Linked DNA regions of Homo sapiens: region 1 is linked to region 2. Evidence: chromatin contacts called from ENCODE Hi-C or POLR2A ChIA-PET data. All regions are on one chromosome and are shown on one strand. Each heading gives the region's core, a stretch centred on a gene start or an enhancer-like site at or near the end of the contact. The rest is flanking DNA. Distances are from core to core; before and after follow the strand shown.

What was found. Hi-C counts contacts between places; a loop is a spot of excess contacts on that map. ChIA-PET counts read pairs that join two places held with the same protein, here RNA polymerase II (POLR2A).
Region 1: a loop to region 2 is called in a map of endothelial cell of hepatic sinusoid, with 3 times the contacts of the local background. The contact joins two enhancer-like sites. A Hi-C loop is called at or near these places in 1 of 168 maps with a recorded cell type or tissue (endothelial cell of hepatic sinusoid). POLR2A ChIA-PET finds 5 or more read pairs at or near these places in 3 of 52 experiments (GM10248, MCF 10A and PC-3).

What each region holds. Positions count from the first base shown.
Region 1 is chr18:56,442,681-56,445,380 of GRCh38, reverse strand. No RefSeq gene overlaps it. Among named protein-coding and RNA genes, the nearest start is that of TXNL1, 190 kb to the left of the region's middle. Within about 2 kb of position 1,405, at least 2 of the 41 ENCODE cell types and tissues checked have a DNase peak (open chromatin) inside an H3K27ac peak, as active enhancers do.
Region 2 is chr18:56,401,615-56,404,314 of GRCh38, reverse strand. No RefSeq gene overlaps it. Among named protein-coding and RNA genes, the nearest start is that of LINC03069, 210 kb to the right of the region's middle. Within about 2 kb of position 1,279, at least 5 of the 41 ENCODE cell types and tissues checked have a DNase peak (open chromatin) inside an H3K27ac peak, as active enhancers do.

The sequences.
Region 1 (2,700 bases), core at 156-2,655, 41 kb before region 2:
TCTTCTCAATGTCCTGAGTCCCAGGAATGGTCCTAGACCCTTTCTAGTGCATTATCTGATCTAATTCTTTCTAATACTATTACACCAACATCAGCAAAGGAGAAACTGAGGCTCAGAAAATGACCTAGTTTGCCCTCATGTAATAATGGGTTTCTGAAACTAGTGATTTTACATGGCCTCATTCTGCAGAGAGTTTTTTGTTTGTTTTTGAGTTTTCTAATAGAGGAGAAATACTGGGGGCATTTTCCTGAAAGTCAAAGTATTTGGAATGAATTGCAGCTTCCCTTGATTAGGGATGGAAAATACTGCTTGACTAGATACTGTAATTCTTTTGGTTATAAGTGTTTCAAAGAATAAGGAAGAGAGAGGTGGATGCCTCAATGAGAGTTGATTGTAAGGCAGGAGATCCATGGGCCATGTGACTTTAGGTATCTTCATAAAGGGAAGGGCGGGGGGGCTTGGGTCTAAAGCTACAGGCAGACATTCATGAATCTTATTCAATGAAATGACCTAGCAATGGTAGGCAGCTCTGGGCATGAGAATAAATTGTTTGGAAGTGTGAGAAAATTTTGTGTTATGAAATATAGAGGTTGTCAGCAATTGAAATAGAGAGGTTGTCAGCAATTCATAAATTCATATATGACTTCATGCACTCATTTGAACATACTTAGTGAGCAGCTACTAAGTGCCAGACGTTATTCTTGTCATGAGAGGCTATAGTGGCAAACCATCAGACAAGAGCTTGGCTCTCTGGAAGCTGTAGACTGAGATCACTCCAACATTTAAAAGTTGAGCAGAGAAGGGGGAATGAGTAAGGAGACCAGGAAAGAAAATGACCAGTTATGTGGCTGGAAAATTAGGAAGGAGTGGTTTTAGGTAAGCCTAGAGAAGAGTGTTCCCAGACAAGGAACAACAAGGCCACCAGCCGTGATTTAGGGGACATGAAATTAAGGACAGGGAACTCCACCCCTGCACCCTGACAAATTGCAACATTTCCTTTTCATCCCTTTCTCACAAGGCTCTATTGTAACATCATTCACATCTTGACAGGGTAAATGACGCACACGACAATAAGAAAGCATGTAGACATAAATACCTATGTTTGTAAAAATGCTGGGCTCTTGCTGCATTCTTCTGGGAGGCCAGTCTTCTTGAATTTTCTGTGCCTTAAAGTGAAGCATTTGAAGTTGTGTTCTTTTGTGGGGTCAACGCAGAGCTGAACACTATACATAAATGTGCAGCCCTATGAATATGGCAGCAGATTCCTGAAATGATGTATGTGTCTGCCAGGATCAACCATGGGCCTTGCCAGATCATTGTGGGAGACGAGGTTCCAGAGAGTAGCCTGCCACACAGAGAAAAGCTGAAATGACAGCAGCCCCTTCAAAGGCAGGAAATTGAGAAAATGTTCCTCAGAAACAAATTTCCCCTTGTGCAATAATGACAATGTCAGTATACCAACCCATTTGATCCTGAGAATAATTACAAGTAACATTTGTATAATCCTTGGAAGTTTATAAAGTGCTTCTATGGGTGTTATCATATTTATTTTATTTGAGCTTGGAGTGTGTGGACAGCTCAGATGAGGAGTGCTCAAGTCCTTGCGAGGCAGCTTGCTTAAGTCTGTCTGTCTCCTTTCCAAAGTGAAGCCATGGAAACTGTGGCAGCCCCATAGGATGTGGTGATGTCCTGCCTTTAAATGACTTGCTTCCTGGAATTCTTGGAAATGAAAAATCAGGACTCTGAATCATGAGATTATGAGACATTTTCTAATTTCCTTTTTATATTTTAGAGTTTTCCATATTTTCTGTTACAAGCATGGACTACTTTTGTGATTTAAAAAAAGTTATTTAAAAAATTAGGGAAAGAAAGCTTCTGAAATGTACCCCAGTTGACAAGACTTGCATCCCAGGGCAAGGCTGACCAGCAGGATTGGCGGGCTGCTTTGACTGAGCTTCCTGAACCAGAAAAGTCATTGCGTTTTTGAATAGGGGCCATGGAGATCTTCTAGTCAACCCCTTAGCACAACAGTCAGTGTGCAGAGAACATAACCAGCCAGAAACAGTGTCCTACTTCTTTAAAATAGATACTTGGAAAGCTTTAATGCCAGCAGAGCAAAGCCAAAGATATTGATTCTTTTAGCTCAAGTATGATGAATTCTGAACATGCTATTTTCTCTTTATTTATATTCTATTAAATAATATGAGCTCCTTAAAGAAAATGTGTTGAATTAAAATTAAAAATATATATACATTTTTTATGCACTAAATATGACCACAAAATTTATTTCCCCTAGTCTTTTTTAATGGAAGTAGGTGAATTTTTTTTTTCTTGCAGGTTCATTGGTTCAAGTGTGGTTGTCTGAAGTAATACCGCACAGGGCTACCAGTCCTTTTACATTATGACTTCCTTGAGTTGAGTTTTCCTAATTTTAATTCTAATTTTAAAAGAAGGGCAAGTAGGTAAACTATCACTTTTGCCTCTCCAAGACTTTCTTTTTCATTACTCAAAAAGATGAATTGGCTGGGTATAATACTCTTGGTTTACAACTTTGTCATATTCAAAATGTATTAATCATTACCTCATTTTTTTTTTTTAGCATTTAGAAGAAAAATGTATGAGGCCAGCCTTTTATTCTATGTAAACTGATTTTTTTCCTACCTATAAATGTATAATGTTTAAAACTTTATCCTAGTGGTT
Region 2 (2,700 bases), core at 30-2,529:
TTGGCTATGAATTTATAGGAAAATTAGTATAGGGATCAAGACTCAATCCTATGATTTGCCCAATAATTCCCACCTCAGTTCCTTCAAACTGAGTGCATTAGCATTTATAGACTATCATTAAGCACAATTCAAAGTCCACTCTCTTTATTAAATATAATGAAAAGGATGATTTATATGGCAGATTTTGAGATAATAAGTCATTTTTATAATGCTCTATTATTTAAGCTAATTTAACTAATCAGTTCTATGTTGATGAGCAATCAGAGTCAATTTGTAGGGTACTACTACAATTTTCTAGTATTGTAGTATTTCTGTCAAACAGCACTAAGGTGCAAAGTGTTATTACTTCTAAATTTTATGATGAACAGGGGAAATGGCTGGAGACATTCGTGGGTGACACTATATGCAAACTTTAAAAAAGCATTTCATATTATTATCGAAACAGAGAAGCTTCAGCTAATAGAGTCACATAAATCCAAATGGATTAGTTTTTGTTGCAAGAAAGACTAGCTCTCATAAGACTTTCTCCATAATTGAAGGCTTTTACCAATTATGCTCAAATATTGTGTGAAAGAAAAATATTTTCCATTACTATTTCTGGTTACATGGAGAAAATATTTCACTCCAATGAGAACCAGAGTAGCATTCAGGTTTTTGTTTTTTTTTTTAACATTCAATGCAAGCTGACTAATGCTTCTTTCTAAATTGGAGAGCAAATATTACAAAGCTCCGTTTCTTAGAGATGGAAAATAATACCATGCTTTAGAGGAAAAATGAATACTTTGTTAAGCAGATCAACTTCTGAGTTTTCTGGAAAATTATATAATCTAAAGAAAATAGCTGAAGCTTCAGCAGCATTTGCTAGAAACTGGAATATAGTTAAAGGTGGTTGAATGGGGGGAAATTGGAGGAAACGGAGGAGAAAGCCATGCAGTGGATATGATTCAGTTCTGGCAGATTAGACATGATGGTAACCAGATCTTTTGATTCAGTAATCAGCCTGATACTAAATATCTTCAGAGCATAATGACTTACAGAAGAACTCTGGGTTTCTTTTTTCTCCCAACAGAAATGTGAGGTAAAAATAAGGAGGCTTTCCTTGTAGTTGTAACAAGAGTGGAACTTAACCCAGTGTTGTAAAAAACAGCATCTTTGATCACTGGAATATTTTCAAAAAAGGAGGACTCACAGCATTAAAATGGCTAAAGGTTGACTCATGCATAATTGGCTCACTCTCTTTCACCATCTCTTAAATGACATCAGAAGGGATTTTAATAAAGTGCTGTGTCAGTTTCCTGGGGCTGGCACACTGGGTGGCTTAGAACAACCAAAATTTGTTGCCTCATGGTTCTGGAATTGCCAGAAGTTCAAAATTAAGGTGTTGGCAGGGCCATGTTCCCTCTGAAGGCTCTGGGGAAGGATCTGTTCCAGGCCTTTCTCCTGGCTTCTGGTGGTCTCAGGCCTTTCTGGGCTTGTAGATACATCCCTCCATCACGTGGTCATCTACTTCTTGTGTGTCTTCCCATCATTTTCTCTCTGCGTGTCCGTTTCTGTGGCCAACCTTCTCCGTTTCATAAGGACATCATATTGTATTGGATGAGGGCCCACCCTAGTGACTTCATTCTGAACTTGACCACCTCTAGAAGATCCTATTTCTAAATAAGGTTACATTTTGATGTGCTGGGGTTGGGACTTCAACATATCGTTTTGGAGGGACACAACTCAACCTGTATCAAGTGCTTCAAACATATTTTTTCCTTTTTTGAGAAGACAACTGAAGAGTTAATCTTGAATGGAGAAGCCACAATTTATTCTACTTCTCATTACAGAATCAGAAAGATATGTGAGCACATTATGATGATATTTACTGTCATTATAGGAGTTTGACACAAAACAAGTGCCCAAAATGTATATTTTGATGGGCTGATTGTGTGATCACATGATGTGGTCATTCTTCAAAGTTCTGTATAATCTTTAACTCACTCTGGCACCATTCAGGTGTGACACTTGATTTGTTAGCTAAAGCCAGAGAAAACCTCCTCCAGTGTCCTTGTCACCTCTGAATTATCTACCAGAGAGCACAGCTGAGCAGAGCTTACTTTGAGTAAGAGAATATGGAGACCCTTTGATAACATACCTAGGACCTGTAAGTGAATTTAAATAGGACTCAGGGTCCGGGGCACTGAGCTCTGGAAGAGCTGAGAGGAGAGTTAATGATGATCTACTGGCTTATTTTTTTTCCTTGGCCCTGCCAGGGTTCCCACGTTTTCCCACTCTGCTAGTCTTTTCTGGTCTCTGAAATGAACAACATGTTTACCTGACCCACTGTCTGCCTGGGCGGGCCCACTTCCCCTCCTTCCCTTCTCTTCCTCCTCCTAAATCCATCCACCTCCAATGCCTGTACTTATTTATTTCTGCAGTACGGATTCTTCTGCTTAGGATTTTGCAGCTCTGGTAAACGACCTTTCAGGATATCCATGTGCCCTATTTTGGGACAAATTTGTTTTATTTTTATTTAACTCCTAAACATTGTGTGTGTATGTGTGTACATATATATGCTACAGATATATATAGTGCACACAGATATGCTACACATATATATGGTGCACACATATATGCTACACATATGTTTGATGCACAGAGATATGCTACACATATGCATGGTACACATAGATATGCTACACATATGTATAGTGCATG